Linked DNA regions of Homo sapiens: region 1 is linked to region 2. Evidence: chromatin loops called from intact Hi-C (ENCODE). Cell type or tissue: CD4-positive, alpha-beta T cell. All regions are shown on one strand. Links, peaks and the distances in the headings refer to the core of each region. The heading gives the core; the rest is flanking DNA. Region 1 has its middle 37 kb from the start of LINC02273. Region 2 overlaps FBXW7 (F-box and WD repeat domain containing 7).

What was found. Peaks named below come from ENCODE experiments on the same cell type or tissue, not always from the same donor. Only the 100,000 strongest peaks of a DNase experiment are listed, where the experiment ranks them.
Region 1: it touches region 2 in a loop (2.4-fold over the local background); 6 of 110 quality-filtered maps call a loop at or near these places.

The regions. Positions count from the first base shown.
Region 1 is chr4:152,058,671-152,069,705 of GRCh38, forward strand. No RefSeq gene overlaps it. Among named protein-coding and RNA genes, the nearest start is that of LINC02273, 37 kb to the right of the region's middle. In CD4-positive, alpha-beta T cell, for the core only: no CTCF peak of the experiment used is centred there; DNase peaks (open chromatin) are centred at 5,361 and 7,111.
Region 2 is chr4:152,344,165-152,355,199 of GRCh38, forward strand. FBXW7 (F-box and WD repeat domain containing 7) reads right to left here. Exons shown (of 14, transcript NM_001349798.2): 5 at 5,878-5,960; 6 at 2,766-2,907. Among named protein-coding and RNA genes, the nearest start is that of FBXW7-AS1, 12 kb to the left of the region's middle. In CD4-positive, alpha-beta T cell, for the core only: CTCF peaks have their summits at 4,671 (motif pointing left) and 4,872; a DNase peak (open chromatin) is centred at 4,687.

The sequences.
Region 1 (11,035 bases), core at 2,129-10,128, 280 kb before region 2:
TAGGGGACAGTCATGGTTTATATTGCTGTCCTGGCATAATTATTAATAGATCCCCATATCATTCTCAAAATTGTTCCAGGTTAGATAATAAATTAATTACATGGTCACTTTACTCTGAAGATATTGTTGAATTTTATTTTTAACTTCTCTTCTATTCTTGAATTATTTCTATTTCTTCAGGGTGATGTTTTCAAGGCTTTTAAACTTTGATTGTCTATTGATATTTAAGAATAAGGAGTTAAGAATTAGGAGTTCTGGATACATGGATAGAACTTGTAGACTGGTAGACTCTGCTCTAGTATGGGTAGGCAGGAAACTGACTCTTGCTCTGGAGATGTCTAAAAGAAAGGATAAGAAGGACTGTTTTTGTGATATCAATAGTCATACCAGCTGTCCCAGTTTTTTCCAGACCATTTGTATAATTTCTTTAGAGAAAAACGAAGCTTTTTAGAAATGGTGGTAACTTCCTGGCTGTCATGCATTCTGTATGGGGGGAGGGTGGGCAATTGTTTTGTATACAAACCTTTAATCAATCTCTCTTTTCAGTTCCAGTCCTCAGTCCTCCCCTCTGCCTTGCCTGAAAGCTCAGGACCAGAACCTTTCCCAAATTCTGCAAGGCAGATTGACTTCATCCTTTATTGCAACCCCATCAAAATTTCTCACTTGCACTTTTTGGTTGTCAGAAATTTGCTAAAACCACTCATCCACTGATGGATCCCTTTCTTCATGCTCTTTACTGTTAGGGGTTCATGCCTTTTCCACCTTTGCTATTCTTTTTGTGAGGTGTCAGGGGGAAGGAGATGTGCTCAATTAAATGTCTTTAACAAGAAAATACTTGTCCCTTCCTCCCCTTTTATTATGAGTATAATGATGCCTTTTCTATGTATTTTTCTGGAAGAAAGTTCTGGTTGAACCCCAGTATCCCCTCTCCATTTGTAATAAATGCTCCCTTGTCAACCATCTTTAGCTGGCACCTGGCAACCTGGAATAATCTAACCTTCCTTGCAAATAGATGTGGCCATGTGACTGAGCTCTGGCCAAGTTGGTATAAATGGAAAGGTCTTATAGCAGCTGGAACTGTCTTTAAGAGACACTAAGCATATGCATTTGCTGTCTTATTCATTACTGCTCTCCCATCCTGCTCTCTGGACCGTAGATGTCACTATTTTGGGCCATGAGGTTGAGGTTACGTAAAGAGCCTACATATTTGGCACCATGGAGCCCAATACCAGCCCTAGACCTCTCATCTAAACTTGCATAGGACAGAAACATTTTGTTTTGCTTAAGGCAATGTTATTTTCAGTTTTCCTTCACCACAGTGAAACAAACGCTTAACTAATACAACCTTAGAAGTTATCTATGAGTTACTAAAAAGATGATAATTGTGAAAGTACCTTGTAAACCGTAAAGGGCAAATGTCAAATATTGTTATCATTCCTTGCACCAGATCAGATTTTGAGCGCATCTTCTGCACTAGTTACTTTTCAAGAGAATCCCCCTTAAATTATTTATTTTTGTCATCAATAGCTGGCATAGAATTCAATATATTTATTAAATTTTAGTATATTAAATGTATATTTTTATGTATTGAATAGATTTTAAATATATTGAAATTGTGGGATTCCCTTGAATATATTTTTTGAATATATTTTAAATATATTCGATATATTTATTAAATGAATATATTTTAAATATATTCGATATATTTATTAAATGAATATATTTTAAATATATTCGATATATTTATTAAATGAATATATTTTAAATATATTCGATACATTTATTAAATGAATATATTTTAAATATATTCAATACATTTATTAAATGAATATATTTTAAATATATTCAATACATTTATTAAATGAATATATTTTAAATATATTCAATATATTTATTAAATGAATATATTTATTAAGTCAATGTTAACATATTGAATAAATCATTTTAGTAAGTTATCACAGTTGACCCTTGAACAACGCAGGGGTTGGGAACACCAACACCCCATGTAGTCAAAAATCTGCATATAACTTTTGGCTTCCCCGAAACTTAAGTACTAATAGCCTACTTTTGACCAGAAGCCTTCCCAGTAACATAAATATTTGATTGATTTGTATGTTTTATGTATTATATATAACACATACAACATAATTTTTATATGTATTATATACCGTGTGCTTACAATAAAGTAAGCTAGAGAAAAGAAAATGCTATAGGAAAATCATAAGGAAAATATATTTACTTTTCATCAAGTGTAAGTGGATCATCATAAAGGTTTTCATCCTTATTGTCTTCACACTGAGCAGGCTGAGGAGGAGGAGGAAGAAGAGGAGGTAGTCTAGCTGTCCCAAGAATGGTAGAGACAGAAGAGGTAGAGGAGGTGGAAGGGGAGGCAGGAGGGGCAGGTATACTCGGTATAACTGCTATGGAAAAAAAATCCTTGTAAAAGTGCATCCACGTGTTCAAACTTGTGTTGTTTAAGGGTGAACTGTAGTTCTTTAAAATAATGTCAAAACCATAAAAAAGGCAAAAGAAAAGCGTTAAGATATTTTCAGTTCATTAATCTCCATAATAAAAATTTTCTAAAAATAGAAAAAAATCCCAAAAATTTGATAGAAAAAATGAGCCAAGAACAAGACATTGAAGACAAATGCAAATGGTCTTTAAATACGTGAGGAGGTTCACAACCTCACTGGCAATAAGATACATGCAAATGAAAAGTCACAGTAAAATAAAGTTTCCCATCTCCCAGATTAGCAGAAAACCAAAAGTTTGCTACCATCCTCTGTTGGTGAGACTGTGGGGACAGACATCCTCATACATGGTTGGTGAGAATGCAAAATGATGCTACTACTTCATGATAGGGAACCTGGCAATAGCTACCAAAATTGCAAAAACATTCACCCATTTACCCAGCACTCCTGCTTCTGGGAATCCACTCAGCATACCTGACATATGCACAAGGTTATTTATTACAGCAATGTAATGGCAAAAGACTGGAAGCAACCCAAATAATCATTGATGGGGGGCTATTTAAATAAATTATGGTGCAACATACAACAAAATACTATGCAGCAGTCAAAGAAAAACTGAAGAAGTTCTCTGAATGCCAATATGGAAAAAGTCCCAGGATGTTTTCTAAAGTGAGAAGTAAACAAATAATAGGATATATAGAATGCTATCTTTTGTGTAAGAAAAGAGGGGAATTAGAAATATGTACTGATATTGCCATAAAGAAAAAGTGTAAGGATAAAAATAGTTACCTAACAGGATGGAGAGAAACAGGGATAGGAGTGAGACTTCTTGCAGCCCCCTGGGCTGGGGGCTGATCTGTCACAGTCCCGTCCCCAGCTAGTCTCCAGGCCTCTTGTGATGGCTCTGCTTCCCAAGGCCTGGGTGGTTCAGGCTGGTATCCACTTCGTTTCACCAGTATAGATTACTGCTGTCCCTTGGGACTCACTCTAAGACTTTCTTTCCCTGTGTGGCATCCCCAGATCAGCTCATTGAGACCCATCTTTCCTCCAAATTTCTCAAATTGCTACCATATCCATTTGACAATCAGCCTTGAATGGCTTTGCAACATCTTTTTAATTGTTGTATTATTTATCTGGCTTCCTTTTTATTGCTTATCATACTTCATTTGTGTAAATACTTTTTATAGGAATGAGACTTTTTCGTTGTTTTTAAAATGTATGTATTAGGCTATTTTAACATGTCCATATGATGTATTTACTCTGTATGCCAGACACTATTCTAATACGAATATGAACTCGCTCAGTCCTCATAAGAACACTATGATGTATTCGACAGCATGTAACAGAAACAGTATTACTATTGTGAGGCACTGAGATGTAAAGTAACTTGCCCAAAATCACAGAGCTAGTGAGTGACAACGGGATTCAAACTGAGGTAGTTACTCCCTAATCTTCAGTATTGTTTTTTAAATGATCCTTTTTACCAAATACTTCTTTTTTTGAGACAGAGTCTTGCTCTGTCGCCCAGACTGGAGTGCAGTGGCACAATCTCAGCTCACTGCCACCTCTGCCTCCCAAGTTCAAGTGATTCTCCTGCCTCAGCCCCCCGAGTACCTGGAATTACAGGCATAAGCCACCACAGCCGGCTAATTTTTGTATTTTTAGTAGAGATGGGGTTGCGCCATGTTGGCCAGGCTAGTCTCGAATTCCTGACCTCAGGTGATCTGCCCACCTCTGCCTTCCAAAGTGCTGGGACTACAGGCATGAGCCACAGTGCCTGGCCCTTTTTACTGAATACTTCTAACCAGATAATGACTTCAAGTCATTAGGCTGAACTACTATCCCAGGCATAAACTCCAGGTAACCAAAAGAGATGAAGGCTGCTGAACTTCCATTGCTATTTGTTTATGAGTTTTTTAGTAGTGAATCCTTGCAAAATGCGTGCTGAGCAAATTTCCATTATGCTGACCCTTGTGGGTGGATTACAGTTTCAAAACCATAGTAGCTTCCTGTTGTCCTCCGGAATCTTAACTCCAGTCCTCTGGCTCTATATTTTTTTAAGTGGGCAGGTTGCTCAATGGAGTGATCTGATAGGGGAGCTCTTGCTGGAATAATGGGGTTCTCAGTGGGGTTGGTACTGTGCCCAAAGAGGCATTTGAAAATTTGGGAGAGCAGTTTTCTGGTCATCACAATGATTAAGTGACTACTGGCATTTAGTAGGCCACTGCCCAGGGCAGTCCCCATGATCAAGAATTGCCTGAGTCCCACACAACTTTGTTTATCCCTCTGGACAATACCTAGGTGAAAAACCTGTTTTTAATCATCTAGAACCTTAACAAACATTTTGGTCTGTTTGTTTTGGGGTTTTATTTTGGTTTGTTTACTTTAACATACACTGAATTTCCAAAGAATGTCACCACTGTGTAAATCAAGGGAAGAATTTTCTTCATTGCACTGGAACTTTATCAAAGGATTGTTTAATATTATAACATACCCTTAGGAGTCTACATTTGCAGCTGTCACATTCATGGGGATTTTATATGGGTCCAAGCATCGGAGCACTTCCTCATGTCTAGTAGTGTGGTCATTCACATGTTGAGGCACACAACTTATTGTAAGTTTCGATCATATCTCTCTTAACTATTACAGTTAAGAGATACGGATTTGTTTGCACTTACGTATGCATCTAGGTTATATTATCTCTGAATTTCACTTCAGGCAGGTAAGGAGGCATAATAAGTAGTTTTACAAGGGGCGTTGGGTCTGGCAGGTCAGATGATTGCCTCCTGTGCACACGTGTAGGAGACAGCATATGCACAGCAGATACACAGTACAGTAGTGACTGCACAAAACCAGAAGGGGAACCCTGCCCCAAGCACAGCCCGGCTTCATGATCGTGTTGCAGATAATGATCCAGTTGCTGCCTCGCCCTGTGAGCAGCTGCAGGAATCAGTCTGGCTGAGGGCGTGCTTTTCTCTGAGTCGCTGGAGTCAGCTTTGGCTTTGATTTACAAAAGCTGGCAATTTCACTGAGTATACGACAGATCAACAGCAGCCTTTTCCCGTGCAAAACACCTGGGAGAACTTCCTAATAGGCCTACCACACGGCTGTCACTTAATGAATATGTAACGGAAGTACAGTTTGATGGAAATAGGAGATTCTGGCCTATTTTTTCTGGGTTTTAGAAGAATGCTGATAAAATTCCATACCTCTGGCTTGGTTTTCCAACCATAAAGATGTTCCTGGTCTAACATATTATCCTCATCATCATCAACATCGCCATCATCATTATCAAAAAAGCACAATTTTGCCAAGTGTCTAATAGCTATTCATAGCAGCAGTGCCTGAGACTGCTCATCTTGATAATGCTGACTACGATCATTACAATTTTTATTATCCAACTCATTTATTCCACATTCAACAAATGTCTGTTGAACACCTAACCTATTATTTGCCAGAGACTGTGCCAGGAATGAATAAGCATATGTAGTTCCTACTTTTGTAGAATTCATAGATCCAGGGAAGAAATCAATAGTAATAATTACACAATTACATGTGCAGTTATGGCTAATTTAATTATGAAACAGGAGAAAAATTCCTTGGACACCCCCTAGGTACCTGAACTCTTCATTTTTGCATCCTACCCCCCAAGTTGCTTCTCCCCCAAAATCTGATCTGAGTTGTCTGCACAGAAAACTGAGTCATCCTAGCAATCACTTTTCTAACTTCTCATTCTTGACACCTAATTAATCACTGAGTGCTACTAATTTTACCTCCTCCACATTTTTCTAATGCCTCCCTTCCTCCCTATCCCCACAACCCTGTTTATCATCTGGCTGGACATTTGTAACAGCTTTGTAACAGGTCTCTCTGCCTTTAGTCTTGGCACTGGTGTTGATCAGGATTCAGTCGCAGAGAACAGAATTCACTCTATCCAGCTTAAGTAGATGGTGATTTGTTACAAGGTATTAAATGGCTTACAGAATTGCTGGAAAAGCTGAAGAAGCAGGTGGAGCTTTTGAAAATGGCTTTGGGAACCACATTGCAGAAACTGAGTGCATGGGATCTACTGCCTCTTTTATAATCCAGAAGCTGCATGTCAAACAAAGAAGCTTATGCCTGAGCTGCCAGCTCCAGAACCATGCCTCCATTGCCATAATCAGATGCCAGCGTGCTCAGAAAGCCATGGCAATTAGGAAACAGCCATGATTCAAAGAAACTGTGATCATGAAACCACGGCAGAAAAACCCAGCGCCTCTGTGAGCAAGGGGACCAGCAGAACCCCCAGGGGTGCAGCCTCGCTTCCACCTTCCAAATCCCGGGCAAATATTTCTGGTTGATAAAACCTAAATCATGTCCAGAACCCAAATTACACCCTAAAGGTGTAGTTTTGAGCTTCCTAGCTGCTGCAGAACTGCAGTAGAGGAAGGCTCCCTAGGAGAACTTTGAGATAGACATGGAGTGTGAACTGCTGTGATGGTTAATTGTAGGTGTCCACATGACTGAATTGAGGGATGGCTAGATGTCTGGTGAAGTGTGGCTTCTGGGTATGAGTGTTTCCAGGGGAGACTGAAGAGCGAGTCAGTGGATTCAGAGAGGAAGACATGCCCTCAATGTGGGCAGGCACCCTCTCATCGGCAGGGGGCCCAATTGGAACAGGCAGAAGGGAGATCTCTCTCTCTTTCTCTGTCTTCCTTCTGGTGTGGGATGCCTATTCTTCTCCTATTGTTGAACATCAGACTCCAGGTTCTTTGGCTTTCAGGCTCTGGGACTTGCACCAGCAGCTTCCCAGGGGGTTTTGGGCCTTCGGCCTCAGCTGGGGGCTTTACCATCTTTTTTTTACCTTTTGTGGTTCTGATCCTCCCAGACTTGGATTTGGACTGAGCCACACTACTGGCTGCTCTGGTCTTTGCAGACAGCTTATTATAGGGCTTCCCTTCCTCTTTGCATCAATTCCCTAATGAATCCCCTCTTGTATATCCTATTGGTTTTGTCTTTCTGGAGAACTCAGACTAATACAACCATGTTCCTCTTCAAGTCACCAGACTGATGTTTCTGAAATACAAATCTGACCATGTCATTCCTCTGCAGAAACTCTTTCCATGGTTCTCCATTGGCCATAAAATAATGTGCAAGTTCCAGCCCTCACATTTGACTCTCTTGTGACACCAAGGTGCACTCTGTGTGCTCTTTCAGGACCCATGTCCTTGTTCATGCTGTCTCCTCTGTCTGGAGTGCACGTCCCACCTCACCAGACAAACATTTACTCATCTGAGACTCAGGTCAGGCATACTAGGAAGTCCTTCTTGAATTGTATGGGCTATAGGTTACCACTGCAGCTTTCTGGACATGCCTATGTCTTGAAATCACCTGCCCATGTTTCTGTCTACACTATTATGTGTTCTCTGGGAGCAGTAACTGGGTGTCATTCATCTTTGTATTTTGAGTTTCCACACAGTGCCAGCTTCAAAAACATGCTAAATAAAAGTTTGCCAAACTGAAATGAATGATACTAAACTGTGTCTTCAGTTGAGTTACCTAGGAACAAGACTCAAAGGAAGAGTTCGCTTGCAGGAAATTTACTGGGACTGCCCTGGGACTCAATCCCTACAGCAGGGCAGGGAGAAAGAGGAGGAAGTGGAGGAATCAAGTCTGGGCATAGGGAGAAGTTGGATAGTGATGCAGTCGTGATGAGACCCCAGCTAGCTCCACAGTGAGCTCAAGAGCTGAAAGTCCCTGTAGAGCTGTCCTACCCTGAAGTAAGAGGTCCAGGCCTCTATAACCCCGTCAACTAGTTATTGGATGTTGTCTCCTTAGGGTCAATAGCTCCCTTCAAGTGGGGGGAAATTACTGCAAGGTGACTGCATCAACCAGAGTTTGGTCTCAGGAGAACCATTCAGTGGGAAGGTAAATGGAAAAATGGAGGGATGGATCGATAGATACATAGGTAGGTAGGTAGATAGATATATGGATGGATGGATGGATAGATAGATAGATAGATAGATAGATAGATAGATAGACAGATAGATAGATAGAATTGGAAATTTACTTGTTAAAGGGACATGACCTATGCAATCATTGGAACTGGTTATATAGTTTATCTGAGTCTGTTGTTTCTGTGTCTGGTGCTCAATCCTGAAGTCTGCAGGATAGGCAGTCAGAAGAGAAGACGGAAGTGAAGTGGAGAATGCAGGACAAACTAGAACCTGTGAAGCTGAGCTTCAACCCAACAGGATGTGCTGAACCCATGCCAGTCTCTCTATCTAAGGCACCATCTTGGCTAATGGCTGTGTGGAGAAGCTGGCACCCTTCGTCATGGCACTAAGAGCTGTCAGCCACCAACACTCCCAGTGTCTGGGGAAACGAGTGCCCTAGGACTGGAAAAGGGGATTGGGGTGGAGTACCACAGCAGCCACTCTATGATGTTGTTCACAGACCAGCACTTGGCAAGGTTCATTTTTTCTAGGGCCTCACATCCCAAGAATGACAAAATCTAGCTTGTGAAAACAGATAAAGCACAGTCAGTGAATATCAAATAATGCAATAAAAATAAAACTAGTTAATAAAAATCTTACCCTCATATGCTATGAAATTTCAGGTGGGTAGAAAGAAAATAAGGAACATCCAGGGACCAGAGAGAATTTTTAAAGAATTCACAAGATTGAAGGTGATAGTGAGAGGGAGGTCTGAGCTGTGGGGAAATGGGCAAGGAAACAAATTATAAAAATGTATGATGTGTTGTTGTTTTCATGGAGAATATACGAAGTAGGCTTTGAAGGATGAAAGTCTGGACAACACTAACTTAGAAATTCTGCCAATTAGTTGTGCATTTCCAGAAATCTATTCATTCTTCTTTTCTTTCCCACCTTCCTACTCCTTGGCCTTCGTCTTAGTCAAGGATAGCACAATGTTGCTCCTTCTCACTCCTTGCCCATGGCAGACATCACTAATCAATTGTGGCATTCCTTCCTGGGTGCCCAAATAAGATCTCATAATCCTCAGCATTGTATTCCAGGTAGCCACTGCCAATTGATGGTATGGAACTTAATAGCCATGCCTGCTCATAATCCATTGCATTCGTTTATACCTGACTTACAATTTCTTCTAAAAATGCCTGTTTCTCACACCATCTTTACCTGCTATAACAGACCTAAAACCCATGCCTGAGAACAAAAATTCTAGGCTCTATTCTGCATCCCTGGCCTTAATAAAATGAGGCAAAGTGAAAGGATTTGAGGCTTTTAAAGCCTGTTTCTCTGGCTATTTCACCATAGAACAGTCCCACTTCTTAGGGACATAGATTTAGGAAACAGGATCAGTACTAGCAAGAACAAAGGAAAGTGTGGCAAATAAATCCACCTGCCATTCTCAGAATAGAAACTATTCTTGAGAAGCAGGTTTTAGAAAGAAATTGGGGGAAAGGAAATATAAAATAACTATACATGCAAAAATGGTAGGGAAACTTCTGTTTTCATTAATAACAATTATGAAGAAGAGCTACTTATAGTTGTACCTTGCTTTCAGCAATGGATGCATATGAACTGAACTTTCGTAAATCAATCTATTGGCTTAGATGCTTGTTTCAGAATCCTTCATATCTGATTTATTACCTTAGTGCCTTAACAATGCATTAATAGTGCATTCCTCTGGCCTTGGTTCCCAATTAGTTTTCTGTAAGCAAGCATTTAAATGTTAAGGAATGTTAGGAAATCTCTTTGGAAGGCAAATGATTCAATTGAAGTGTAAGTAACCCCCTCAGTTTATCTAATATTGATATTACCTGCTGCTATTGTAGACATTTATATTTTTCAAAGTGCTACCACACTTAAATGTATTCGATCAGCCAAATGACTCTGTAGGGAGAGTGTGGGGTGGCCGTGGCTCCCACTTTCTGAAGAGGAAACAGGAAGTGTGTTTCATAAGTGCTTTGCTTACTGGAGTTCACATGGGTAGTTAGTGAGAGTTAAGACTTGGTCCCATGTCATCTGACACGTGGCCAAAACTATGTTTCCCATTAGCATGTACTATGTCAAGTGTCATGTCTGCTTGCTTATTTTTTGAGGTGACATCAGCTATATCAAGTTCTCTGAATTCAAGTATATTCCAAATGATCTGCTTATTGAGAAACTGAACTATGGTGCTATTCAATAGTTCTCAATATTTGGTGTTCATCAGACTTATCTAAGATGCTTTTTAAAAATGCAGGTGCTAGGCCGAGGCAGGCAGATCATGAGATCAAGAGATCGACACCATCCTGGCCAACATAGTGAAACCCCATCTCCACTAAAAATAAAAAAAATTTAGCCAGGCGTGGTGGCGTGCGCCTGTAGTCCCAGCTACTCAGAGGTTGAGGCAGGAGAATCACCTGCACCTGAGAGATGGAGGTTGCAGTGAGCCGAGATCATGCCACGGCACTCCGGCCTGGGTGACAGAGCGAGACTCAGTCTCAAAAAAAAAAAAAAAAAGCAGGTGCAGAGACCCACCTCAGACCTGTCAAATCTGAGTCTCTGGGGTGGTGGCAGGGAAAACATCTGCGCCTTAACAGGCTTTCCAGCCAATCCTAA
Region 2 (11,035 bases), core at 1,138-9,137:
ATGAAATTATATCTCTACAAGTTAGACATTAAAGCACAGTAAGCCTTTAGGCAAGTGAATCATTTCTAGTTACTCTGGGACCAGCCCTGAAAATAAAGGGCAGTGTACAACAATGAGGCCTTGGGTGTGTCAGAGACAGACATGGTACTCAAAAGATGAAGGTCCTGATCTACCTGTCCAGTTGACCTTTTGTTGCTACAGATTTCTTTGCTACAGAATATTTATCTGAAAAAAATGTATATAATACTATACCTGCAGGGGTAATTCCACATGCTATTCCTGTTAACTAAGAACATGTTTTCTTCACTGCACCTACTCCTTTTACAGGACCAAAAGCTATTCTAACATTCTTTAGCTTATTGAATACAGTTTTTTTTTTTTTCACATTAACATTTCCGAAATTGGAATGCATCTAAAAAAACTATGGTGTCTCAGATTTGATGAAATACAGCATGCGGTAACATTTGGACATTTTATTTAAAAAGCATAAGCTAGCTAAACAAGCAAACGGTGTACAATGAACTCTCTAAAATATCCTGACTAAAATAAAGCTGAAATGCCTCTTCCTATAGATCAATACTACAGAGTCCCTTTAAAATTGAGAAATATCCTAGATAGCAAGCAAAGAATATTCAGGTATTCCAAAACGTTGGAAAAAATGAGCCCTACCACAGAAAAAGTAAATCTTACTCTGAACTACCTTCTGAAAAGAAATAAGCCTTTTCATATAAAATAAGCATTTTGGAGGTTATCTACAATGATGATAAAACTATTGCTAATAGTGTAATTTTCAATCATGTTGGTATTTTCTTATAAAAATGATATGAAATCAGTGAAATCATGTGATATGAAATCAGAATGATATATGCTGTTCACACTACATGCATGTGTTAGCATGGCAACATACAACCATATTCCTACCTCTTTGGCTTAATCAGAGATGATAAAAATCTTTAAATTATTTTTTTAAGGCTATACAAGTGTCCGAGTTTTATTTTCGCCTCTTATTGACGGATAAATTTCCTTTTAAAAGGATGGGACAAAATTAAAAATTTAGAATTCTGAGGGTGTGCATAGGAAAAAATAAAAATTAATTAACATTTTACAAACCATCATGAACCAGAGGCAAAATAACTCAGGAGGAAGGGTAGGAATAATCCCTGGGGAAAAGGTAAGTTTAATCAACAAATGACTATGAAAATGAAAACTTAAAAAAAATTCTTTGTAATTACAGTGGCTTATAACATTTTAATAACAATAAAATCTAACTTTCATTCCTCTAACCCAGATTCTTTAGTACCATTGACATTTTGGGCTGGATAATTCTTTGGCATGGAGATCGTCCTTTGTATTGCCTCTACTTACTAGATGCCAGCAGTGTCCTGCGCCCCATCCCCTCAGTTATAAAAATGAAAAATGTCTTGAGACACTTTTGTCTCAACGCGGGGAAAAACTAATCCCTGTTGAGAGCAAGGCTTAAATCTTTCAGTTACCAACCAAAAAAAGGTTATCCTAGTTTTGCAGAAATCACCTGAAGGGTAGAAAACAATTTTAAAAAACCATTTAAAAGCAATACTGCTCCAAGTTAGTTTTCTACCTACAGAAGAAAAAAATAGACACATTTATCTCATATTCATCTAGGTATTTAAAATATTAGGGTTTACAAAGTGAACACCTTAAAAATCTGAAACACTAAAAGTCAAGTAAAGTATCATCTTTACCAACGATTATTGCCTTATGCATTGATTAAATACCTAACCATTCAAGCAGCCAGAGGTAGGGTAGTATATTCTTTTTACATTACTATGGAGGCTAATATCAGATATTTTTTACTTTACATAATTTATATTATTTATTATTTGCAACAAATAATTGAGTAAGTACTTAATCCTTGCCATGTATTTTGCTAAACACTTGATGTATATGCATTATCTTACTGGAAGAAGAGATAAATCAATGTAATATCACTATCTTAGGTTATAAAGTTCATAATATTCAGGGTTTGGTTGTAACCAATCTTCCCTGTACACATCCAAAGAATATAAATACTATTAAAATATAGTAATCAGGATTCAAGCATGGTAAGCCATATACAAGCATGGCACTGAAGAAAAGAAGCTGTATTAACTCTAGCTAGAATGGTTCTTAAATTACTCTTAAATGCCTAACTTACAAGCAATGCAGTTTAGAAAACTAGACAACCCAGAAATTCAAACAAAGGAGAAGATGAAGGAAGGTCTTATTATTTAAAAAGCAATAAAAAAAATGTCAGTGCACAGTTACACAAATAAGTATTGGACTTTCTCAATTATGACATTCAAAAATTGAGTTCCCTTGTTTTTAATAGCATTTTTAAATTGAAATAAACAGCACATAACATTCACCATTTTCAAGTATATACTTCAGTGCTTCCCAGTATATTCACCTTGCTGTGCAACCATCGCTACTATCCAATTCCAGAACACTTCCATCACCCCAAAAGGACAATCTGTACCTACTGGCAGTTAGTCCTTCTCCTCCCCTCATTGTCAGGCAACCATTAATCTACTTTCTGTCTCTATGGATTTGCCTATTCTGGACATTTCATATAAAGAGAATCAACATGTGGCCTTTTGTGTCTGGCTTCTTTCACTTGGCAGAATGATTTCAAAATTCATCCACAGTATACTATGTAACAGTGTTTCCTTCTTTTTTTACGGATGAATAATCCCTTATTTTGCAGCAATTAAGTGAGGCATTTCAAGTACTATGTTTAGATATGTCACCTGAAACATTTTTAGCCATTCCTGGAGGCCTGTAGGTGGCTGGACAGATGTAATTCGGCGTCGTTGTTGCCCTTGGCCATTGGCTGCTCTGAGGTCCCCAAAAGTTGTTGGTGTTGCTGAACATGGTACAAGCCCAGTGGTACTACAAAAAAAAAAAAAAGAGAGAGAGAAAGGATAAAAGGAAAAAAACAAAAGTGAAAGCAAAGATAGATACTTATTAATAATAGATTCTAGTACAAAGAATGATGATCTGGCATATTTCAAACATCAATTAATTACCTTTCTTCCCAGAGATCACAGGTACACAAAACCTATTTGCTATTCTTACAGTAAGTTTCCTCCCTCCTATATAACGCCTGTTATTATCCCAGAAATGCTAATTGCAACCAAATAACAGAATCTCCATGACAAAACTGCAAGTTGTTAATATATACAAATAAAGTTAAAATATTTCCTTAGAACATACAAGTCCCACTTCTCCTATGACTGGTCTTTGGTGACATAAGTAAAGTTTAAATTTTCTTTATAAAAAGGGTTGTGATACTTTATTAAAGCTTTAAAAAACTCAGACATAGAAATACTATGTTCAAATGTTTTGAATTTCAAGAATCACATTATTCCTTAAGTTTGCCTCAGATGCCTTCAAAATTGTCTATAATATTTCTAATTTTTTACTGCTATTTATAAAGTTTGGTCTGAATAGTTGACAGGACTCAGTCTTGATTAGAAATACATTTATTCAAAACAGGTAAGTATTAAGAACTTATATGCAAAACTAAATAAGATCATCTAAACATTTTTATACAATAATTTAAATTTTGAGATTTAACTGTCTCAAACAAACTTGAAATTCAATTCTGCCACTAGTAAAATGAGGACGACTAGATGATCTCTCTAAAACTAACTACCCTAAAAATGACCAATTAATAGCAGAAAGAATATATAACTATATTACTAACGTATTAAACTTTCCTTTCTAATTTCTGCATGTAATTAAACTAAACTCAAGGTAAATATTGGGTATCCATTTTAAAGACCTTGGAAAAAAAGCAGCAGGAAGGTCTGGTTTAACAAAATTATATTTGAAAAGAAATTCTCACTCAATTCATTGAGCTATGTTGATTAATTATTTTAAATTCAAAGAACACTTACAAATTGCATCGTAATAGTTAACAATCAAACTCTGATAAATTACTAATGAAACAACTCCTCCAGCTGTTTTTTTCTATCCAGCATTATTTTGTTAAAAAATGTATCTCAGTCACCAGATTTTACAGAAAAGTCTTCTTATCTACTCCCTTTAAATCCTCTAATAGTATAAATCGAAGACAATCTTTAACATTCAGCAATTAAATCTATCTTTTCTTCTTTCAAATTCAAAGGTAAGTTCTATTTTCTTTTCCTCCAAAATAAAATAGGATATGTTTATAACAAATTTTTGATGGAAAAATCATAGTTTTATCTTATTAGCAAATCTGTCAAAAATATCACAAAATACCAAATATATACCTTCCTAACCGAGAGTCTCCAGAAAAACATGGAAATAAATATGCTGTTTGGTCTAATTTTGCTTTAATAAAATTATATATTAACAGGCTAAAAATAAAACTTCTGCCTTTTCAGTTGCTTTGTCAATATAAAAAGTGAGCAACTAAAGACAAATTTTACTAAAATGTGTTCTGTAATAAAAATTCAGCACTCATTTATTCTAAGCTGCCTTAAAAACAAGTGAACAATGTAATACCTTTGTCCTGGTATCAGCCATATTAATAGAAGACTGATACATTTAAAAAATAGCATTAACAGTTAGTTTAACATTAAATGCAAATTTCTCATCCAAGAAATACTTTATCATGACTAGAAGGGAAAAGCAAAATGAAGTGAATAGTTTCACTTGTCTCTCTATCCCTCCACACCCTCTGGTGGAAGTGCCAAAACACAGTAAAACTGTCAAAAGGCAAAGAGTAACAGGAAGGGGGACAGTTAACATAAGAAAAATCACACCGAAAAGCAGCTCCTGAATAAGAGATAGCTTTATTTTTCTTTTCTGTGTTATCTCTTCACTTTTTGAATGTAAGACTATTCCAATTATGATGATTTTCAAATTTCATAAAGCAGCATTTGAAAGAAATATTTTTTACAACTGAAATAAAAACAAGCTATTTCTCTGTAAGAGGCACAATCTGCAACAATGTTCAATAAAAAAATTATATCTGAGCAATGTTAATTTTAGTGCATCTTATAGAATAAAAATAACTAAATTGAAATATTTTGAGAGAAAGGAAGAAATGTCATAACCATGAAGTTCTTATGGTTTCTACTGTTAACTTTCAATCACTTATTTTAAAAACTGGCAATTATACAAAAAATTCTGTTTTAAAGACCAAAAAAAAAAGCTCTAAGATACTTCTGTCATTTAAATTTTAAAATACGACATTCCAAGTGACATTCAAAGCCACTTTTAATTGGCTGGGCAATAGACATTGTGCTTAAGTTAGCCTAATAACTGTGAGAGTGGGAAAAGTTTTATACTGATGTAAAATCCAAAAATAATGGGGACTGAAGTAGAAAAAGATTACAATTATGTTTCATTGTTATGGAAACTATTCTACTGGTATAGAAAAGAAATGTATGTGTTAAAAACTTAAGACCTACCAAGCCCATAAAAGAAAATTTCTAACACATTAATTTCATGAAATAAGATTGAGTTAGTAATTGTTTTACTTCACTGCTAATAAATGTATCTTCAAATTTCCATACATAAATGTCTACCCTAGAACAGCTGTTCCTATAGTAACAAGACACAGGGGCTCATATTCATATTTTATGGTTTACTTTTTAGAATTCCTTAAAAATTGTAATTTTAAATTTTTGTTCACAAGATAATTTCTGCTTGTGTCCTACTTCAAAATGTATTAGTAACAAAACATAAACTAAGGTGGCATTCCTCTTATTTAAAATGATATAGTTCTCAATTTCCGGTAATCTCAAAATGTGTTAAACAGTCAACCGTACTAGTAACATTATTATTCTACAAGAATAAACTAAAACACTTTCAGAATCAACTCTAAAAAACTGAGAATCATGAGATAATCATTATATTTAATATTACCTTGTATATTCTGAGACTTTGCATGGTTTCTTTCCCAAAGAAAAAGAGCGGACCTCAGAACCATGGTCCAACTTTCTTTTCATCTATAAGGTAAAACAAACAAGATATGTTTTTTAAAAATCGTCTAACTATCAAATCTTGAGTCAGCATGGTTAATATTTTAAATTCTTAAATTTTCATATGCCTACAATGTTAATTAAATATATAAAATAAATGTTTCATAGTTTCTTCTATTTGTTCTACTTTGTTTTACTCTGAATGGAATGGAAAGGTGAATTTTCCCCCCTAATATTTTATCCAGAAGAACAGTGTGTGATGATTTGAAAACTGATATTCATTATATATATATATTCCTTGAGATAATATATCTTTCATGTTTTCCAATTTAATAACCAACATAGGGAAAAATCTCAAGTTAATCCACACAGAAAATAATCATATTTAACGTGCCTTCCTCGTGAATCATTTTTCTTTAAAAACATGTTTTTAATAAAGATAAAATTCAAAATTGTAAAATCAGAAATAATTATGAAAGTAACAAACTCAATTTTAAACACTCATACCATTATAAGAGGGTAAAGAGCAGTATAAATAATCTTGAATAGTGATAAGGCATAAAGCAATTAATATGGGCAATAAGGACAGTTTTAAAAAGTAAATCAATAATAAGAGAAATCTGGAGATAGTATAATAACGCTGAGGGGAAAGTTGTCAATTGATATATATACAGAATATAGCTCTATTGACAGATACTCAGGACAAAATATTCTAATTTGAAAAGCAACAACAGAAAGGTTTTAAAAGAATCAGTTATGCCTCTTCTATAAGGTGTATCCAAAATCTACATTTTAAGGTGTTTCATTATGCCATGTTATACTATAAATATATTCAGAATTGTTTCTTGTCAACATCAATATTGAAATATTCTCATTTGACTATATGTATATTTTAAAACTAGAAAATAAAATCTGGTAAGATTTGACTTTTTCCATTTCAACAACCCCTTTTTAAGATTTGTGTCCACTAATTAATCACTGTATTACTGCAAGTTATAGGAGGAAAAACACTCCAAAGTGATAGAGAGCTATCCTCATGTTTATAAGTAGGTAAAAATCCTTGCTTTGCAGCAGCCTTATTTTCCTACCTCTTGCCTTACATGGGAACATCATAACATAGCATGATACAATATAAATACTAAAGAGACTTAAAATGTTTTAGAGCCACACTGAATAATAAAGACCATGTTTTTGTCATCACGAAGAGTTTTCTAAAATACTAGGATGATCTTACGACATTAGGGGCTAGAGGTGAGGGTACAACAAGCTCACCTACAATTTATACCTTAGTTCATGCCATACCTACTGGAAAGAAATGGAATTGATCTGGCTGGTTTCTTCCCTTTAGAAGTTTATATACTCATTACATTGTTTTAAAGTGATTCCTCTCAGAAACCATTATTTTCTTTCTCCAAATAATTTTATTAAAAAGCAAATATAAATATAAAAGCTGAAGTATATAGGTAGCCACGTGTTTCCGTGTATATAATTTATAGATACACACATATATATATAAACATACATGCAAATGAATCCATCAGGAAGGTCAGTCAGTACAGACTATGTTAAAATCTAGTTTTTTGATAACTTCCACAAATTCTTATCTTCATAATTAGGAGAAACTTTGATATTTATTCTAATTAAGTTTGTAATACTGGCTTTCAGAACTTCCCAGGATACCTTGTAAAAAACATTGGTGCAAATACCATTTGCCACTAAAAGCAAACTTTATTTCCATCTTAGAAATCCTTCAATGAATAAACATGCCCCAAAATGTGTATCAAGGAAACCACTGAGAAAGGATTTTATTTTAAAAATATTTTATAAAGGAAAGCACCTTCTGTATGACTATAGAAGTCTTTTAAATACTGTACTGTTTACTGAAAATACTGACTTCAGAACCAAAAATTAATTCTGCAATTTTTGAGGGGTACAGAAAGTAAACATGATCTCTTTAAATATAAATCCCAAATAGTCTCATGATTCTATACTTTTAAAGAGTCAACTAATGAAAAAAGAAAAACTGTATACAAGGTATAGAAAAATTGAAGGCAAAAGGTTCACTAAAAGCCAACTAAGGATAGAGTATTTCCAGGTCAGCATTTAACAGAGCCACATTTCTAAAGTCTCAATGTATTTTTAGTGAAAAATTCTCAGATTAAAATATACATTTTATCTTAAATTTAAAGCTTTTTCCAGCTCACAGTCTTTCCGTTATTTGCTTACATTCATGATATAAAACAGAATACCAGACATCCAGCCACCCACCAAAATTAGAGGATACTGCAGCCATCTCTGATGATACAGATTTTCCTTCTCAGGCAGGCATACACACACAATCACATAGCATAGGAAGAAAACAGCTTACTTACTTTGTAAAAAATCATTTTTAATGTGCCGTAGAAACCCATATTTTCTGTATTTTTCCCCTTCAGTGATTCTGTGCCCCCGTGTGTCCGGCTGCTTGGCAGTCTCTGACAATATAAACCTTTTTCAGGTAGGTATGTCACAGATTCTAATGTGGACATGCTCAGGCACGTCAGAAAAGGAAGATTAGGGAGCAGAACCGGCAACAAAACTCCACAGTAAAGGCAAATGCAGCTCAGTATCAAACCGCTTCTCGGGACACACATACATACATGCAGCTTGACTGAGAAGAACTCGAGGGAATAATGAGAGAGAACGGAGAAGATTATTGGAGGAGACTATGCCCTGTCAAAGCCTTGACTGAACAGATTCCTCCCTCAGCAGCAGAGGGATCAGATTACATCTTCCCTTGAACACAGAATGGTGCAGTCCAGGATTCAGCAATGCAGACTGCACATCAATTATATGGTGATCCGCTCCAGGGAACCCGTAAGAACACAACGCACTGAACAGAGGGAGGATGTGGGCAGCAGAGACCGCCCCCACACGACAGCCCCCTCTCCCCTTTCAAACTTTCAAGAGGTTATTTTTGTATTTTGTAAAACCTGCATTTTTGAAGAGTTTTAAATAGCAAGGAACATTTCCACAAATAAGTCTTTTCAGAAACATTTTGAAAATAGGATATATTTTCATACGGTCCCCCTGAACTGAGGCAAAGCATGCTATTTTCACTGTCATCCTACCGTAGTCCTGGCACAGACTAATCAGATTTTTCAAGTAGCTTGGATGGTACAAAACAGGCAATCCCGAAAAGAGAAATTAATATACTCTGGGGTTGACTGACAATAAAGTAAACTGGTTTGGAGCCGACAGCATTTGCAGAAATTATGTAATCTAAGTTATATTTCAAACTGCGTATTTTGGTATTGATTTAATAAAAACATTGCCTATGCTTTTCCATTTCAATCCTTTAAAACATAGTAATTTTCAGGGAAATTGCCATACACTTCATCAATTCTTACTAATCATAAGAATATCTTTGTAAGATTAACAAACTAGTACTACCTAAGTGTGTAAAGTTTGGCCAAAAGGCTATTTTATCCCCAAAAGAGCAAACACTGTGCTGGCTGGAGAGGCTTACTTTTATTTGCTAATTTAATCTGGAGTAAACAGGAGGCACTAGACTTCTATCTCCAAAATTATTTTGACAATCTATATTGCTTATCATTAAAAAGGCATTTTACATAATAAAGATGCCAAAGTTTGCCAGAAGGCAACATTTTTCCTGGAATGACTACTACACAAATCTAGATATTTCATCTTGCAACTTCCTTCACAACTACCTTCAGGGACAATTATAAGATTCCTTGAGCTAGAAAAGCCCATTATTAAGGTTCTAGTTAATTTACTCCTACCCTCCCCATTAGTGTTCTTTATTACAAGTAAATTGTGTGCCTATAGTTACCACTATTCGAAGTAAGTTTCTCCAGAAAAACAAAACAAAACAACCATTTGGACTTACTAACATTTTAATACTCTCTGCTATGGTGGTAAATGGCTTTCTTTAGTAAAATGGTTCTAAATACTGCATAAAGTAGTATCATAATTTTAAAAATAAAAATGTTTACCTTTATAACTAAGACATTATGTCAATGCAACATCTTTTACTTTAAAACATAAATGAAATTAAGATAACGTAAAATTTTATGAAGATGTACATCTTGAGTCTTCTAGAAATTATATTCTACTGTCTACTTATCTTTAAAAAAAATCTCCTACCTGGCTCTTAAATTAATTCTTACCCTCAGGAACAATATGTATATGTACTCAGCAGAAGTTAGTTATCTAAATAATCTCACTTCGAAGGGAAGCAAAAAAACAAAAAAATCTAATTGTTAGGAATGGACCCATAAACTCTTTTGTCAGAAGTTCTGAGGACTCAAGATTTAGGAAAGGGGGAAAAAAGGTGATTTTCCTCAATGTTCTGGGCTATGAGAACACCTGAAATTTCATCCAGAATTTGTCAGTGGTAACAAGTTTTCCATAAGACACGTGTAATACTAGTGCTATAATAGTATATACTTTGGCTTCAACTGAAATCATGTCCTATTTCTAGTTGAACTAACCTTTTCAAATTAAATCTACTCAGTTAAGAAGAGACCAACTTTAATGAAGTAGGGGATACTGTCTCAAAACCTAAAGAAAATATCTCTTAACTTTGTATATTCAAAGGACTGCTCCCATGGTTATATGGCTCCTACTTAGGGCTGTGAGTTACAGGAAAACCTGTTCCCTACAAATATTGTTTGTATGTGGGTACTGTCCTGTAGATCCATGTTTTATTACCAGGTTTGTATGCTTCAAACATCAAAATGATATACAAAAAATTCTACACTGAGAAGTCTTTCTACTACCACATATCCTCCATCTACCATGGTTCCCATTTGGGAATGATTTTTATTGTTTATCCTTTAAGTGAGAAATGCGAATGTTTATAAGTACTAATGAAGACCTTGTCTTCCCAAGTATTTAAACAATTCTCCCTAATATCTTATGATGTTAATTTGAACTGTGAAGAATCTGTCAAGCAAAACTAGTCAACTAAGCTTCTAACTGAATTTCAAATTAACAGAATAAAAATGATTTTCAACATTCTCTGACGTACTATCAATGAAAACTGTGATCTATTATATTACTGTCATCATAATCTTAATATGAACAAAGCAAATAAAATC